2 separate regions of the Mus musculus genome follow, and region 1 is linked to region 2. A link is a loop called in an ENCODE intact Hi-C map of the cell type or tissue named here. Cell type or tissue: gastrocnemius. All regions are shown on one strand. Each heading gives the region's core, and the rest is flanking DNA. Links, peaks and the distances in the headings are about the cores only.

Region 1 (9,498 bases), core at 482-8,481, 130 kb before region 2:
AGAATCTCTATGAATTCTAGGGCTAAATAGTGAGACCTTGTAACAAGCAAACAAACAAACAACACTTTTTTTTTTTTTTTGGAAGATACTGGAAGTTGAACTCAAGTTCTTGATAACAGCCCTGGTTCTGTGAACTACATCCATCCTTAGCCTAAACATGATCATTTTTTACCATATATTCTTCCTTTTATGAAGACCTCAAGTGTGATCTACCACTGCTACACTGACAGCCCATCTCAACCACTTTAAAAACATCTTTACAGCCGGGCAATGGTGGCACACTCCTTTAATCCCAGCACTCGGGAGGCAGAGGCAGGCGGATTTCTGAGTTCGAGGCCAGCCTGGTCTACAGAGTGAGTTCCAGGACAGCCAGGGTTACACAGAGAAACCCTGTCTCGAAAACAAACAAACAAACAAAAAATCTTTACATAGCCAGGGCTCCACAGAGAAGCCCTGTCTCAAAACAAACAAACAAAAACAAACAAAAAAAACCAGTCAATCAACCAACCAGAAACTCCCACATCTTTAGTTTGTATAGTGTGTGTGTGTGTGGGGGGGGTGTATGCATGTTCGGATGTGTGAGTGAGGGTCTCTGCTCCCTCTCCACTCCACTGTAGGAACAACACACACACACACACACACAGAGCTTTCACATGGGTGCCAGGACTTGAACTCTGGTCCTCTCATGTAGCCTTCCCCAGCCTTGAGTAGGCTAGCCCAGACCTTGCTGCCACTGTGAATGAGACCACCTGGGGTGGAGCCTTCTGACCTAGATGGCTTTATTGTTCTGTCACCTGCTGCTGCTCTTCTCCAAGAAGCTGCTACCTGCTGAGAGACTGAACCTGTCTTCCTGAGAAATTCCTGAGATAGCGGACAACCTGTGGACTTGGCGACCTAATGCTAACAGCTCTGACAGACTAGTGCTAACAACTTAGCAACAAAGCATCAAGAAGCCTGGGGTGGCAGGGGATGGGCCTCCCCCCTTTATAAGAGCAGACTCTTAGTAAACTTTGGGCCATGATTGGAAATCTGTCTTGGTCTCATTACTTCTCGCCATTCTCTCCTATACAGCTCCGGCCTCCCATTCATGAACCCAGTTAGTGTGGCCGCAGGCAGCTACACTCATATTTATGCGGAACCTGCTTTCCTGACTGTGCCACCTCCCAGCCCCCATCTTACCCACTTCCAAGCATGGCTCTTTACCTTTAAGTGTGTGGGCTGGAGCTGTAACTCAGTGGGAGCCCTGGGTTCCACCCAGGTACCAAAGAAAGAAAGAAAAGTGGGGTGTTTAAAACATTCACAATTAATCCCAGCACTTGGGAGGCAGAGGCAGGTGGATTTCTGAGTTCGAGGCCAGCCTGGTCTACAAAGTGAGTTCCAGGACAGCCAAGGCTATACAGAGAAACCCTTTCTCGAAAAAACAAACAACAAAAACAAAAAACATTCACAACATTGTGCGAGAGATTCCCCACAAAACTTTTCATTTTGCAAAACCAAAACTGAGTCTCCACTGAGCCAGCCCTCCTTCCCTCAGCCCGCATCAATGCCACTCTCTCTCCTGTGTGAATGCAGCTCTGCACCCGCCCCCCACAAGTACAATTCCATTGCATTTGTTTTTCTATACACACACACAAAAATTGTAAACCATAATTATGCTGAATCAAATTCATAACCAAAATTAGGTGTGGTGACACCTGATTGCCAACCTAGCAGGAAAGGTCTTTTCTCTTTCTTTCTTTCTTTCTTTCTTTCTTTCTTTCTTTCTTTCTTTCTTTCTTTCTTTCTTTCTTTTTTTTTAAAGATTTATTTATTTATTATATGTAAATACACTGTCGCTGTCTTCAGACACTCCAGAAGAGGGAGTCAGATCTTGTTACGGATGGTTGTGAGCCACCATGTGGTTGCTGGGATTTGAACTCTGGACCTTCGGAAGAACAGTCGGGTGCTCTTACCCACTGAGCCATCTCACCAGCACCCCCCCCCTTTTTTTTTTTTCCTGAGACAGGGTTCTCTGTGTAACCCTGGCTGTTTTGGAACTCTGTAAACCAGGCTGGCCTTGAACTCACAAAGATCTGTCTGTCTCTGCCTGCCTGGTGCTGGGATTAAAGGCATACGCCACCACTCCTAACCCCAGTACTCGGGATTCTGAGAATTTTGAGTTCTGGGCCGATCCTGGCCACATAGTGAGAACTTGTCAATAAATATATAAATCTAAAGAATAAAATTTACAATAAAAAGCCACAAATCTAAAAACTTTGATCTTAAAAATAGATACTTAAATGTGATCACTTGAACACTCAGTGCATATGTGTACATGCGCACACAGAAACACATGTGTATCATACATATGACTACACTCTAAAACTTACTCACAAATATCCACATAAACCTGCATACATGCATCTATGCACACAATATGTACACTCTACCCTACTCTATGGAAGCAGCCCATTAAGACCCTGGCTCTCACCTGCCTCTGGGGGACTCGGGTGTACTCCGTGTAACTGCCTGTATCTTTCTCTGTATGTGTGTGTGTGTGTGTGCATGTGTGTGTGCACTCACATATCCAACCACATACTTACACACTCTTGAACATATATGGATATATAATCATATGTGCCATATGTGGAAACACACAGTCCCTTATGCACATATACACAAACTCGTTGTATGTTTCAATGTAGAAGGTCTTCCATAGGCTCACCCAAATACACATTTCCTTGTGTACGCACACAGACATGCAGACTCAAACAGGACATTTCAACTCAGAAGGTTCTACAGGCTCATGGCTTTTCTGCTTTGTTTTGTTTTCCCCAGTTGACTGTGTTTTTCTTTTCTTTTCTCTTCTCTTCTCTTCTCTTCTCTTCTCTTCTCTTCTCTTCTCTTCTCTTCTCTTCTCTTCTCTTCTCTTCTCTTCTCTTCTCTTCTCCTCCCCTCTCCTCTCCTCTCCTCTCCTCTCCTCTCCTCTCCCCTCCCCTCCCCTCCCCTCCCCTCTCCTCTCCTCTCCTCTCCTCTCTTCTCTTTTCTTAGTGTGTGTGTGTGTGTGTGTGTGTGTGTGTGTGTGTGTGTGTGAGAGAGAGAGAGAGAGAGACAGGGCTTCTCTGTATAGCCCTGGCTGTCCTGGAACTCACTCTGTAGACCAGGCTGACCTCGAACTTAGAAATCCACCTGCCTCTGCCTCCCAAGTGCTGGGATTAAAGGCATGCGCCACCACTGCCCGGCTCAGAGGACATCTTTAGGGAGCAGATTCTTCTTGCCTTCCACCCTGGTGAGGGAGATTTGTCTCTGCCCCTCTGTGTATTCCAGGCCACCAAATCTGAGGCCTTCCAGGAGTGTCTCCTCTCCTACCTGAAGGTAGTAGTGTTCTGATGTCAGTTGCTTGTCGTCGACACACTCACTTTTAATGGCCTTGGGGACTAAAGTCAGCTCATCAGGCTTGTGTGCCAAGCCCTATTACCCACTAAACCATCTCGTCGGCTCTTATTTTATGTTTGCCGGCTCTTATTTTGTGTTTCTGAGATAGTGTCTCACTTAGCCCAGGCTGACTTTGAACTCACAATGTAGCCCAAAGCTAGTCTTAAACTTCTGATCTTCCTGCCTCATCCTCCCAAAATCTGGGATTACAGGCATGTACCATGAAGCCTGGCTCATTTACAACTGATGTTAGGACCAATTCTAACTAATCAGTCACCAAAGAACCGTTTTGCCAAGCTGCTGCTGGAGGTATGTCATTAGATAAACAGAATAGAAAGACGACCTGTGTGGAGGTTAGCAGAGGTGGCTAGGCGATATTTCTCTTCTGAGACTTAAATTCTCTTTTTTAGAAACTGTACATGGGGGAGCTGGAGAGATGGCTCAGCGAGTAAGAGCACCGACAGCTCTTCTGGAGGTCCTGAGTTCAATTCCCAACAACCACATGGTGGCTCACAACCATCTGTAATGGGATCAGATACACTCTTCTGGTGTGTCTGAAGACAGCCACAGTGTGCTCATATACATAAATAAATAAATAAATAAATCTTTAAAAAGAAAAGAAACTGTACATGACAGCACAAGCCTGAAACCCTAAGTTGGAGATAGAGGCAGGAGGACCAGGAAGGAGTTAAAGTCACCTTCAGTGGAATGATATATTTGAGGCTATCCTCCATGACAGTGTGTGTCTGAAAAACAAAATAGGGGGCTAGAGAGATGTCTCAGTGGTTAAGAGGTACTTACTGCTCTTAAAGAGGACCTAAGCTTAGGTTTCTAGCACCTACATGACCCTTCACAGCCATCTATGGCTCTAGTTCCAGGAAATCTGATGTCCTTTCTGGCTCCTGAGGGCACCAGGTGTGCATGGTAGCACACCGACTTTTACACAGACAAACATTCTTATATGTTTTGAAAAAAAAAAAAAACAAATAAGGCGGGAAGGGAGCCTAGCTGCCAGGCCTGACTGGAGTACATCCATGGGACCTCAGAGGTGGGGAGAACCAACTCCTGAAAGTTGTCCTCTGGTCTACGCACACACACACACACACACACACACACACACACACACACACTCATACACTTAAAGAGAGACAGATACACCACACACACACTCACACTCATATGCTTAAAGAGAGACAGATACACACATACTTAAACACACTCATGCACTTAGAGACAGATACACAATCACACACTACACAGACACACAAAGACACACTTGCATTCACACACACACACAGAGGCACACCCACACACCCATACACTTAAAGAGAGACAGATACACAGAGTCACACATACACAGACACGGTCACATACACAAGGCACACACACACCGTGTAATTTTAAAAATCAAAATAAACAAATTAAATGAAAGTCTCTGTTGGAACCAGAGGGTACCCACAGAGTGGTTTCTCACAACACAAGGTCAAGCTGAAACCGGACACGAAACCAGCCGTAAAAGAACACAGTGGGAGCTGGGGTGGGGCCTCACAGTGTGTGCCCAGCACGCACAAGCCTGAGGTTCATCCCCAGAGCTGCACAACACAACAAAACAAAACAAAAAACCAGTACTTTAGAGATCAAAACCCTGGGTGCAGGTGTGGGAGGAGGAGGCCCCCGGGGCTCAGGGCTGAGGCCTGGGAAAATCCCAAAGCCGATTCTTGTTCTGCCGGTTTACCTCAGAGGCCTTTTTACCTCAGAGGGGTTTGTCTCAGCCCGCCCGCCTCTCTAATGCCTCCCCTCGCCTCCCCTGCCAAATTGGCAATAGGTCAAGAAAGGTTAGAGCTGGATGGAACAAGAGAGCAGGTGCCCTTGGCAACAGCAACAGAAGCCAGCTGAAAAATGGCCTATATGTACTCCATTTTGGAGACCACTATGGCTTTCTTTCTTCTTCTTTTCTGTTTTTGGGTTTTTTGTTTTTTTGTTTTTTTGTTTTTTGTTTTTTGTTTTTGTTTTTGTTTTTTGGTTTTTGTTCTTTGGTTTTTTTTTTTTGTTTGTTTGTTTATTTTGGTTGGTTGGTTGGTTGGCTTGGTTTGGTGTCTAGTTTTTAGAGACAGGGTTTCTTTGTGTAGCCTTGGCTGAGCTGAAACTAGCTTTGTAGAGCACACTGGCCTGGAACTCAAAGAGATCTTCCTGCTTCAACCTCCTGAGTGCTGGGATTAAAGGCATGAGCCACCATTGCCCAGAAAAGGTTGTCTCACACACACCCCACCCACCTCCCCCATGTTCTTTTGTATAACTGTGAAACTCACTCTGTAGACCAGTGTGGCCTCAAACTCTACCTACCTCTGCCTCCTGGTGCTGGGATTGAAGTCCTCCATGCCAGGCCCCCTTCTTCTCCTCCTCTTCCTCCTCCTCCTTCTTTTAGATAAGATAGGGTTGGATGCTATTTCAGTACTTCCAGGAACGGTGCACCCCTTTTGGGGTTTCTAATGCTGGTTTTAAAAATAAAAATTAGTTTTTTTTTAAAAAAAGAAAAGGTCAGGGGCTGGTGAGAAGGCTCAGGGGGTAAGAGCACTGACTGCTCTCCCAAAGGTCCTGAGTTCAAATCCCAGCAACCACATGGTGACTCACAACCATCCGTAACAAGATCTGACGCCCTCTTCTGGAGTGTCTGAAGACAGCTACAGTGTACTTACATATAATAAATAAATAAATCTTTAAAAAAAAAAAAGATAAGATAGGGTCTCATGCAGTCCAAGGTGATTTTCTATGTAGCCAAAGAAGACCTTGAATTTCTGAGCCTCCCACTTCCACTTCCTGAATCCCGCCATTACAGGCTTGTGTCACTACATCTGGTGACAGTGACAGAATGGGTCAGTAAGTTAAGATGCTTGCTGCCAACCCTGTAGGATCTGAGCTTAGTTCCCAGGAACCCTATGGTGGAAGAGGAGAACCATCTCTTTCAAGGTGTTCTCTGACCTCCACACAGACAAGCTGTGGCATGTGTTTGCCCACACAAACTAAATAAGTAACTGTAATAATAACAACAGTAGTCTTAGTAACAACAACAACAACAACAATAACAACAATAATAATAGCCACAGTGGGAATCTTACTCCTCTTCAAAACGAAAGTCACAGAGATGAGTGAGTGACTGAAGGATCTTACTGCCCGCTTTATTTTATTCTCTCTGAATCAGGGTGTTCATTTGTTTGTTTGTTTTTCAGGACAGGGTTTCTCTGTGTAGCCTTGGCTATCCTGGAACTCACTCTGTAGACCAGGCTGGCCTTGAGTTCACAGAGATCCACCTGCCTCTGTCTCTCAAGTGCTGGGATTAAAGTCTCTGCTACCATCACTGCCCGGTCCTCAAGGTTTTCCTATGTAGCTCAGGCTGGTCTCCAGTTTGCATCAATCCTTCCTGATGGTGGTGCCCCTCCATGCCTGACTACTCTCGACTCTTAGAGCATCTCTGTCCAGAACCTCAAAAGGCAACTGATGTTCCTATTACCCTGAACCCCCAGCTGTCTTTGGTCCAGGGAACAGCAAACCTCTCTGAGAGATCACTCCATGATGAGATCATACCCAAGGAGAAGTACTCACCTCATGGGAACAGACTTGACCCCTCAAGCAATAAAGACATCTTCAGAAGCCGCGCAGAACGACAGCTGATACAATAATAACTACTTAATTACATGTAGCTCTCACACCAGCTCAATTCTTTCTGTTTAATCTAAAGCTCATGTTGGTACCCCAAAAGTGGATTGGGGGGCACTGGTTCTTTTGTCTATACTTTCCAATACGGGATCTCTTTTCTCTGCTTTTCACAATCTTTCCATTTCTTCCTCCTCCTCTCTCCCTCTCGCTATTTTTTGTTTATTTATTTTGTGTATATGTATGTGCACGCACATACCATAGCGCTTCTGCAGGGCTGAGAGGGACAGCTGGAAGGGTGTGCGTCTCTCCTTCTATTTGTGGGTCCCAGGGATTGAACTTAAGCTGTCCGTCTTGGCTGCAAGCACCTTTACTCACTGACCCATCTCCATAGCTCTTATTTTTACTTCTCAGACACGATTTCCTGTAGCCCAGGCTAGCCTTGGACTTGTGGCTCAGGATGACTTTGAATGTTTAAATCATCCTGCACCGAGCTACCTCTATCACGGTGCTGAGAATGGAACCCAAGATATTGTGATATTGTGATATTATGAGCTAGGCTAGGCAATCCTCTATGACTTCAGTCATAAAGAGCCAGCTACACTCTTCTGCGCTGTGTACTTAGCTCCCAGGTAGAAACCATGGCTGGCTGCCCTGCTGGTGTGAGGCCAGCATGGGGAGTGTAAAGTCAGCAACCAGGGCTTCCTGGGTTGCTAAGTGACATATGCAAATGAAGCCTTATCTGAGACTTCTTTAGGGACTGTCCCTGATTTTTATAGCATTCTTTTTGTTTGTTTTTATTTTTCAAGACTGGGTTTCTCTGTGTAGCTGTGGCCATCCTGAAACTCACTCTGTAGGCCATGCTGACCTCGAATTCAGAGATCTGCCTGCCTCTGCCTCCTGAGTGATCAAAGGTGTGAGCCACCACCACCAGCCTTCTTGAGGTGGGAGAACAGGCTAGCTAATCTTCTCCACCTCTCCTTTCCTTCCTTGCTATGCAATTGATCTGGATATTTTGATCCGATAAGCCAGGGCTAGAGATGTGGCTCAGTCGGTGGAGTGCTTAGGCCTGGGTATGAGTACCAGCACTGGATAAACCTGGTGTGGCGGAGCAAGCCTAACACTAACCCTAACACTAGGAGGTACAGAGGCAAGAGGGTCAGAAATTCAAAGTCAGCCAGAGTTACATAGCAAGTTTGAGGATAGGCTGGGCTACATGAGACCCTGTCATGACTATTGCCAATAATCAACTAGAGTTACCTGGAAAATATTTAAAATCATCTGGCAGTCGAGTCTCTGGGCATGCCTGTAGGGGATTATCTTGGCTATATCAAAGGGTCTTAGGACTTTCACAATGGAACTCACAGAGATCCACCTTCCTGTGCCTCTGGCCTTGTGCGATTCATTCATACACCAGCCACCACAAAGGAGGAGCCACTTTTAACAGTGGGCAGGCCTGTTCCCTGGGGAGCAGACCCTGGGCTGTATAAATGGAGCAAGGCTGCTGAGCAGCAACTTCAATTCCTCTGCTATTATACTATTCTAGGCACAGGCAAAGAATAGGGTCAGTTCTAGGTCAAAGACAAAGGAGAAGGCAAGGCTACTCGGAGGAAGTAGGTCACTGAACCCGTTTGTCCTTAGGGACTGTTTATTTATTTATTTATTTTTGTAAGGTTTGTTTGTTTGTTTGTTTGGTTTGGTTTGGTTTGGTTTGGTTTGGTTTTTTGAGACAGGGTTTCTCTGTGTAGCCCTGGCTGTCCTGGAACTCACTCTGTAGACCAGGCTGGCCTCAAACTCAGAAATCCGCCTGCCTCTGCCTCCCGAGTGCTGGGATTAAAGGCATGGGCCACCACGCCCGGCTTGTAAGGTTTTTTTTAAGTTTAGTTTTATTTCATGTTCATTGTTTTTTCTCTTGGACTCATGGACATCTGTGTGAAGGTGTCAGACACCCTATAACTGGAGCCCCAGACAGTTGTGAGGTGCCATGGGCGTGTTTGGAATTGAACTCAGGTCCTCTGGAAGTGCTCTTAACCACTGGGGATTGTATTTCTCACAGGTCTCTTCCTGCCATTTATTTCTGCTTCCTGGTGGCCGTAAAGTGAGCCCCTCTGCCTCACCAGGGGCAGGAACCGTGGAGCTGGCTGACAACAGACTGAGCGTTCTGAGATGATAAGGCAGCATAAGTCTTCCTCCGATATTCCGTGATAATGATAGAACAGTCGGAATGCATAGACAACTGAAGCCAGGAGGCCCTCAGGTGCCTCCTCCCACCCTTAAAAATTGTGGTTGCTTCCTTGGGAGGGAAGATTAATAATAGTACATGTATCTGTACTGACCTGTCTGTCTGTATGTCTCTATCTCTGTCTTTCTCTCTCTCTATCACATACACACACACACACACACACACACACACACACACACACACACACCAGG
Region 2 (9,498 bases), core at 788-8,787:
TCCAGCCCCGTTTGTACATACTAAACACACAGTGAGTTTACTTTTGTAAGAGATAATCATCAGGCACTAACTTATGATGTCAGCCTGGGGGGCGTGGCTTGGTTTGTAGAGCACCTGCTTAGCATGTACAAACACTGTATCCCAACCTTAGCGGTGCATAGAGATTAGAAGACGGAGGTCGTCCTGTCGTCTACACAAGGAAGTCTGTGGCCAGTCAGACCTTGTCTCCACAGAAGTAAACATCATAATTTCACATGGGCTTCTCCTCTAAGGGATTAGAGGAGATAGAAACTTCTACATATGACCAAGCAATCTAGATCTGTTCCCAGTCGTGGACACTGGGTCCTCTACTTGGGCAGTGGTGTTTCACGTGGTGATGGTGCTTCCTAACTTTGTAATCGACTGCTATGGGGTGGGGAGGGGCTGCTGGAGAGGTGACTCACTTGTTTTGGTTTTTCAAGACAGGGTTTCTCCGTGTAGCCTGGCTATCCTGGAATGCCTTCTATAGACCAGGTTGGTCTTGAACTCATGTCGATCTGCCTACCCATGCCTCCTGAGTGTTGGGATTAAAGGCACAGGCCACCAACTGCCTGGCTGAGAGGATTCAGTTGTTAAGAACTCTTGGGGGGGTGGGGGGTGGGGATGAGTGGACTGGAGAGATGGCTCAGCGGTTAAGAGCACTGGCTGCTCTTCCAGAGGTCCAGAGTTCAATTCCCACATAAAGGGATCTGATGCCTTCTGGCATGGAGGTGTATATGCAGATAGAGCACTCATATACATCAAATAAATAAATAAATAAATAAATAAATAAATAAATAAATAAATAAGCAAGCAAGCAAGCAAGCAAGCAAGCAAGCAGGCGCTTTTTTGTTTTTGGATAAGACCAGAGCTCATTTCCTAACACCCGTCCTGAGAGGCTCACAACTGGCAGTAATTCCAACTCCAGGGCATCTGATACTTTTCCTACCCTATGTCTGTACCCGAACTCAGGTGCACAGATATGCACACACACAATTAAAAAGTGAAATGAATTTTAAAAAATGAATTACTAGGATTAAAAAAGAGAGATGTAGGGTACGGTGGCCCCCGGTTCCAATCTCTGCTCTAAGGAAGCTGGGGCAGAGGGTTTCAACTTTGATGCCAGCCTGAACTATGTTCAAAGCCTGTCTTCTAAAAAGAGAGGGCTGGGTGTGATTGTGTAGCCTTTAATCCCAGCACTTGGGAGGAAGAGGCAGGCAGACCTGTGGAGTTTGATGGCAGCCTGGTCTAAAGAGTGAGTTCCAGGCTGGCAAGGGCTACAGAGTGAGATCCTGTCTTAAAAAAAACAAAACAAACCAATAAAACAACCAAACAAATAAACAACAACAAAAATAAATAAACAAAAGGGAAGAAAGGCCAGATGTATAGTGCCACACCCTCCTCCCTCATGTGGAGGCAGAGAGGAGGCTGCGAGTTTGAGGTCAGCAGCTACACGGTGAGCTCCAACCTGGGCTACCTACATCCTCTCTGCCAGCAAACAAAAAGACCTACCGTGGTAAGGCCACAGTGGGCAGCATCGGTGTGGGGTTCCCACTCACTGCACTTACAGATCGGAAACGCAAACCACACAGCCCCTAATGCTGCTTCCTAAGACAGACATGCCAGGAGGCCACCTTCTTTATTCCCCCGTGTTAAGGGGGAGGAGACACTTCGTTTTCTAACCTTCAGATGGTAGCTCCATTCCAGTGACGTCACTGCTGGCGGAAAAATGCTGGCTTCCTGAAAGGAGAATAAGCAGTCTACAGCCCAGCACCAAAACACAACATACAGAAGTCACTGGGGCTGGCGAGATGGCTCTGCAGGTAAAGGTGATTGCAGCCAAGCTTGAGGACCTGAGTTTGACTCCCAGGACCCATATTATGGAAGGAGGGAACTGAGTACTGCACATGTGTACCATGGCATTCCCCCCTTCCCCACCAATGCATAAATTAGAAACATGATAAAACATTTAGAATAAAGCAAAGAGGCCACGGAATGCAATGGAAGCATTTTAAGGACTGGGATGTGGCTCAGTAGGTAGAGCGCTTAGCTAGGGCGCAGAAGTTCCGGGATCCACATCCCCAGCACTCGGGAGGTGGAGGCAGGAGGAGCAAGAGTTCAAGACCATCTTCTAGGACACAGTTAAGTTTGGGGCCAGCCTGGGCTACATAGACCCTGTCTAAAATAAAATAAATAAAATAAAAGAGTTACAGAAGCCTGAGTGACCCCAAATCAGTCGCACCACTACAAAGTCCTTTTTGTTTCCTATCTCTAAAAAACTGTTTTAAGCAGGGCTGTGGTGGGGCACGCCTTTAATCCCAGTATTCAGGAGGCAGATGCAGGCAGATCTCGGTAAGGACAAGGTCAGCCTGGTCTACAGAGTGAGTTCTAGGGCAGCCAGGGCTACTCAGAGTAACCCTGTCTCAAAAAAAAAAAAAATTCATGTATCTATTATGTGCATGCACACGTGTGGCGGTGCATGCCATAATGCATATATGGAGGTCAGAGGTCGAGTTGTAGACGTTGGTTCTTTCCTAAGAATATGCGGGTGCTGGGGATGTCTAGGGACAGGTATTCTACCCACTGATCCTCCTGGAAGTGGTCTATTGTTGTTGTTGTTATGGAAAAAAACATATCTTGGAATTAATCTACAAATCGAAAGCATTTTAGGCAGGGGAGAGGAAAGAGCACAAGGCTTACTGGCAGGTCTCCTCCATGATGCCATGCTTCACTGTTCCGCAGTGCCAGGACAGCGGGTGATGTGCTCAGCCACCCACAACAGTGTTAGCTACCGGGAATCAGATCCGTTTCACAAGGAAGGCAGTGGATCCTGTTACAGTCATCCTATTGCTGTGGCCATAGCAATCAGCTAGATTTATTTATTTATTTATTTTAATGTATGTACTGGCTAGTTTTATATCAACCTGATGAAAGCAAGAGTCATCAAAGAGGAAACAGTCCTCAGTTTAAGAAATGCCTCCATGAGATCCAACTGTAAGGCATTTTTCTCAATTAGTGATCAATAAGCGAGGGCCCAGCCCATGGTGGGTAGTGCCATCTGTGGCCTGGTGGCCCTGCGTTCTATAAGAAAGCTGGCTGGGCAAAGCATGAGGAGCAAGCCAGGAAGCAGCACCCTCCATGGCCTCTGCATGAGCTCCTGCCTCTAGGCTCCTGCCCTACTTGAGTTCCTGTCCTGATTTCCTTCAGCGATGAACAGCAATGTAGAAATGAAAGCCAAATGAACCCTTTCCTCCCCAACTTGCTTTCTGGTCGTGGTGTTTTGACACAGCAATAGAAACCCTAAGACAATGTATATGGGAGTTTTGTCTGCAGGTGTAGCTACACACTAGAAGAGGGACTCAGATCCCACAGGGATGCAGTTATAGATGGTTGTGAGATGCTATGTCAGTGCTGGGAATCGAACCCAGGACCTTTGGAAGAGTAGACAGTGCTCTTAACCACTGACCCATCTTTCCAGCCCTGGAAGTCTTTTCGATGAGGTTTGGTGCATCTTTAATCAGCCGACTTTGGTCCTTTACAGACTGCTGACTTGCCTCAATAAGCTGCATTACCTGATAGATCCATGACTGTATGCAGGATGTCGCTTTGAGAAGCTTTTCTTAATTAAAAAAAAAAAATCATCATTTTTATTTCATGTGCAGTTGGTGTTTTACCTACGTGTATGTCTGTGTGAGGATGTTGGAGCCCCTGAAACTGGAGTTACAACTAATTGTAAGCCCTCATGTGTATGCTATGAATTGGACTCAGGTCTCAGGAAGAGCATCTAATCTGCTTAACCACTGAGCCATCTCTTCAGCTTGGGTTTCTTGAGAGCTTGTTTGGAGGTTCAGGCAGGGGAGCACAGCTACTCGTATACCCTTGACCAAAGACCGGTCCTCCTCTATTCGGGGGAGGTCGTCCGGGAGGGACGCACATGGAGTGGTGAGGGAGGAAGGGAACACCGCCTAGCCAGCCAGATCAGCCGAATCAACCCTGGTGGTCAATGGGTGACAGATGTCGCAGCCAGATGGCCCTCACGTCCCAGCTTGGGTTTCTTAATTTTTGAGATAGAGTCACATGTAGCCCAGGCTTGAACTTCCTAGATAGTTATGGTAGTTTGAATGAAAATGGCTCCCAGGTCTGGTAAGGTGGCTCAGTGGTTAAGAGCACTGAAAGCTTCCTCTTCCAGAGGTCCTGAGTTCAAATCCCAGCAACCACATGGTGGCTCACAACCATCTGTAATGGGATCCAATGCCCTCTTCTGGTGTGTGTCTGAAGACAGTGACAGTGTACTTACATATAATAAATAAATAAAAATTTTAAAATGGCTCCCAATCATGATTCATTGGGAGTCATTACTGGAGGTGTGGCCTTGTTGGAGAACGTGGGGGTGGAGTGGGGAGGGAATGGGCTTTGAGGTTTCAGAAGCTCAAAGGAGCCCCAGTGTTACCCTTGATTTGTGCTGCCTGTGAATCTGTGTGTGCCTCTCCAGTATCCTATTTACCTGTGTAACAAACACCATGCTTCCTGCCATGACAATAACGGGTGGTTAATAATAGGTCTCTCAAATGGAAGCCAGCCCCAGTGGAATGCTTTCCTTTATAAGACTTGCCATGGTCATAGTGTCTCTTCACAGCAATAGAACACTGACCAAGACAGAAGGCAGGGATGACCCTGAAGCTAAGCTCCTTCTGCCTTTACTTTCTAAGCACTGGGGTTACAGGTGTGCCCCACAAATGCCCCACTGTACTGAAGATGAGTTCCACTCATTGTGTAATCTAGGTCAGCGCACATGGATCTGTAGCTCTGGTTTTGTGTGGAGTGTGTGGTATATTCATACATGTGTGTGTGGGTGCAGTGTCTGTGTGCACGTGCGCAGGCTGGAGGAGGATGTCCGGTGTCGTGTTCCATCACTTGACACTGGATCCAGATGCTGGAGACAGGAGCTAGGTCAGCAAGCCCCAGACATCCTCCTGTCTCTGGTTCTGCCAGTACCGAACCTGTGGCCATGCCAAGCGTTTTCTGTGGGTGCTGGGACCTGAACGCAGGTCCTCATGCTTGCTCTTCCTCACTGAGCTGCCCTCCTGTCCCCTCGCTCCTCCCGCTCATCTTTCGGATGAGTGACTACCATACTGCCTGTGAAGGACCTGGCACCGCATTACCTTGCACGTTACACACGTTGTAATTAGGATCTTCCGACTCCGTCTTGATTAGCATGGCTGCTGCCCTTGGTGAAGTGCCTATGAGGGCAACAGAGACCACAGTTAGGGGTCCGGTCAGCACAGCCAGCTGACTGAACATCTCCCTGGTGGGAATGGTGGCATAAGCCAGTCACCGCAGCACGCAGGAGGCAGAGGCTGACACAGAAGAACCAACTCTTCCAGATCCTCTTTGGAAGCAGGATGTGATGGCGCACGCCTCTACTCCCAGCCTGTCAGAGACTGAGGCAAGTGGATCTCTGTGAGTTCAAGGCCAGCCTCATCTGTCTGGCACGTTCCAGGCTAGCAAGGGCCTGCTCTTTAGGACTGAGTCTTAAGAGTAAAGTCCTCTTTGGCTCACTAACAGTCAACTGGAGGCCAGGCTGCAGGGGCATGCCTCAGTGACCTGAAGATTTCCCTCCACCTCTCAAAGGTCCCACTGCCTCCCAGTGCATCCCCGGGAAACACTGTTAGCAATGGCCCTGTGGGGAGCGACAGCTCTGGAGAGGCGAAGTGGAGAGGAAGAACTGAGGCAGGCATCATGGTGGAGCAGAACTGAGCTGTGGAGTGTGCGTCTCAGTCCCAACATGGTGGCTTTCCACCCTCTATGCTTTCCTGGTTAATGCCGGGGATGAGTGCTTCTCCAGTCTCTGCTGTCTTTGGCTTGTGTCTTAGATGGTCAGAGGATTTAAGACCCAAGCACCCCAGAGCTTTATGGGGGCTGGTGACACGGGTCAGGTGGCTAAGAGGATTATTATGCTGCCATGAGGGCTAAGTTTGTGACCCAGCACCCACAAAGTGGGCCAGATGTCCCCACATACTTGTGATCCCAGCTCCCAGTGGAACAGAGTCCTTACCTGCTGAGCTATCTCAATGGTGGGACCAAGCATTTCAGATGAGCAGTACTTACCTAGAATTCTACAAATATGATCCTACTTATGGTTAAATACTTAGTGGTCATTTTTATAAGCGCATCCATCAGAGGATAGCCTGCTAAACATTTGATTGTCAAAGCATCAAGTGTACCTACCAGAATCTTCCATGGGTTCAGTTTTCACACTGACAGGGCCATAGCTGCAAGGAGAAGGAAATCCAGGTCAAGGATTAGGATGGAGCCGGGCATGATGGCACACAGCTATTATCCCAGCATTGGGGAGGTGGAGACAGGTGGATCTCTGAGTTCGAGGCCAGCCTGGTCTACAGACTGAGTTCCAGGACAGTCAGGGCTACACAGAGAAACCCTGTGTCAAAAAAACAAAAACTATTAAAATAAATAAATAGGGTCAAGAAGTTTTTTTTGTTTTTGTTTTTTCAAGACAGGGTTTCTCTGTATAGCCCTGGCTGTCCTGGAACTCACTTTGTAGACCAGGCTGGCCTCGAACTCAGAAATCTGCCTGCCTCTGCCTCCCGAGTGCTGGGATTAAAGGCATGCACCACCACGCCCGGCTGGGTCAGGAAGTTTTTTAATGCGTTGAGTGTTTTGCTGCAAGGGATGCAGACCGTATGTGCCTGGCGCCTGTGGAGGTTAGAGAGAGTGTTGCAGGTAGTTGTATACTGTGTGACATGGTGCTGAGAACCATACTGGAATCTCCGGGAAGAGCAGTGATGGATCTTAAGTGCTGAGCCGCTTCTCTAGCCCGTATTAGCCATCCCCCTTCCCTCTTTCTTCTCGACACTACGTCTCATGTGGGCTGTCCTCAGGCTCACAGTGTAGCCAAGGATGACCTTGAACTCCCGATCCTCTTGCCTCCCCTCCCAATCCTGAGATCACAAGATCATCACTCACGATTCCTGGTCTGTTATTATTCATATATGCCTTTCTTAATTACTCATTTATTTATTCCTTTTTTTAACCTGTCATTTGGTGGTACTGTCGGCCTCCCAGCATCTGTCACCATCCCAAGGCCACCTGTGCAAGAACAAAAAGGTGCACATTAGTCTCTCTCAGCACCAAGGAACAGGACTCACATTCAAGGACACATCATTTGAAAGCAGAGGAAGGAGAATTCTCAAGTCAAAGCCATGGCAGAAGTGCTAGCAGGGAACGAGGCCAGTCAAAACCAGCTCAGCTCTCCTTATTATTGGCAGGCTACCCCGAAAATGGGCAGACAGTGCCAGGAGTGTAAGTGAGGACCCCAGCCTGGCCAATCACCAGCTGGGTCACCTGAGTGAGTCACTAAAGTGGCCTGTGTGGTGTCTTCATGGAAACAGGAGGACTGGTGAGTGGCTGGGCCTCCGCATCCAATGGTTCCCAGCCCAGGTCCCCAGCCCAGGCTGAGGCGAGTCTCTAACAAGCAAACAAACAAACACCCAATGTCCTGGACATACAGAGGCTTTCATTATTCTGTAAAAAATATGGCATTACCTTTTGGGTTTTGTTTTGTTGGTGGTTTTGTTTTTAAAGATAGGTAGCTAAGGCTGGCCTGAAATACCCTGTGTAGCTGGAGATGACCGGCAACTCCTGATCCTCCTGCCTCCACCTCCAACACCCAGGAATTTCTTTTCTCCTCCTCCTCTTCGTTCTTCTTATTTTCAAGACAGGGTTTCTCTATGTAGCCCTGGCTGTCCTGGAACTCACTCTGTAGACCAGGCTGGTCTCAAACTCAAGAGATCCGCCTGCCTCTGCCTCCCAAGGCCTGGGGTTAAGGGTGTGTGCCACCATCACTGGGCTCCTTCTTGTTTAAAAAACGTTTTTTTATTTAGATTGTGACTTTTTCTTTTTCTAAATGATTATTTTTAAGTTGTATTTTTGGTGCTGAGGGTTGAACCGGGGGGGCAGGGCCTTACATAAACTTGGCAAGTACTCAGCCATCAAGCTCGGTCCCCCTCAGCCCTTATGTTTGTTTGCAATGTCATCTCATCATGTAGCTTAGGCTGGCCTGGAACTCATTCTATGGCCCATGGAGGCCTCAAACCTGTTATTCTCCTGACTCAGCCTCCCCAGCACTGGGATGACAGCATTTGGCAACCATGCTGGCCAGTCTAACATTTACCAGTCTTTCCTGTTATTGGATATTCAAAGTGGGCTAGATTGCATTAAGACCTCACTCGGAACTCCTCTGTATTTTCCATTGCATGGAAGGGATTTGACATCCAGGGACTTGGGAGTTCCAGACTGGACATCCCACACAGGCTGAGGAATACCAGAACACTGTCACCACGGAAGCACTAAATGGCTGCTGCTCTGTGTGACTGTTACTTGGTAAGAAAATGTCTGGGATGACAGTCATCTGCTCACCTGTCATTGGACCATCAAAGTATAGATTTTTCTTTGGATTTTTAAAAAGGCATATTTATTTTAACTTTTTATGTATATGTGTCAGTGCTTAAATGTATGCCTGGTGCCCTTGAAAGCCAGAAGCAAGCATGGATCCCTTGGAACTGGAGCAACAGGCAGTTGTGAACTGCTGTGTGGGTGCTGAGAACTGAGCCCTGGTCTTCTGCAAGAGTTAGTAACTGCTGGAGCAGCTCCCCAGTCCTTCTGTTGGATTTTATTCATTCATTCATTCATTCATTTATTCATTTATTGAGAGAAGGTTTTGCTAGATAGCCCAGGCTGGTCTTGAACTTCATTCATTCATTCATTCATTCATTGAGAGAAGGTTTTGCTAGATAGCCCAGGCTGGTCTTGAACTTCATTCATTCATTCATTCACTCATTTATTGAGAGAAGGTTTTGCTAGGTAGCCCAGGCTGGTCTTGAACTTCATTCATTCATTCATTCATTCATTCATTCATTTATTGAGAGAAGGTTTTGCTAGGTAGCCCAGGCTGGTCTTGAACTTCTAACCATCCTGCCTCAGCCTCTCCCAGGCTGGTCTTGAACTTTCAACCTTCCTGCCTCAAGAGCTGGGATGACAGCGTGCACCACCACACTGAACTTCAAATCTGTTCTCTAACAGAAGCCAGACGACAAGGTCCCCACAAAGACTCCCACAAACAGGCCTGGAAGGGGATCATACCGGCTTAGGTACATAGCAATGGGGGGCACACAGGTCCTACCTCTGTAACTCCATCCTCTGCCTGTACTGCCTACCATGGCACCCCCTTTATTCTTTTGTTGTGGCATTGTTGTTGCTCATTTTTTGATTATTTATTAAAAAAAAACAAACAAACATGGTTTGTCTATGTATCCTTAGCTGTCCTCGAACTCATTTTGTAGACCAGGCTGGCCTTGAACTTAGAGACCCACCTGCCTCTGTTTCCTAAGTGCTGAGATTAAAGACATGAGCTAGCACCTTTAGACATCATGTTTTCTAAACTGCTAGGGCACAGAGCTCCAT

The links. A loop is a pair of places that touch in the nucleus more often than their neighbours do. Peaks named below come from ENCODE experiments on the same cell type or tissue, not always from the same donor. Only the 100,000 strongest peaks of a DNase experiment are listed, where the experiment ranks them.
Region 1: it touches region 2 in a loop (2.2-fold over the local background); 2 of 42 quality-filtered maps call a loop at or near these places.

Annotation. Positions count from the first base shown.
Region 1 is chr5:134,328,563-134,338,060 of GRCm38, reverse strand. No RefSeq gene overlaps it. Among named protein-coding and RNA genes, the nearest start is that of Mir3965, 6.9 kb to the right of the region's middle. In gastrocnemius, for the core only: no CTCF peak of the experiment used is centred there; a DNase peak (open chromatin) is centred at 5,217.
Region 2 is chr5:134,199,031-134,208,528 of GRCm38, reverse strand. Gtf2ird2 (GTF2I repeat domain containing 2) reads right to left here. Exons shown (of 16, transcript NM_053266.1): 7 at 7,071-7,125; 8 at 6,247-6,290; 9 at 5,181-5,258; 10 at 1,702-1,758. Among named protein-coding and RNA genes, the nearest start is that of Gtf2ird2, 20 kb to the right of the region's middle. In gastrocnemius, for the core only: no CTCF peak of the experiment used is centred there; a DNase peak (open chromatin) is centred at 3,998.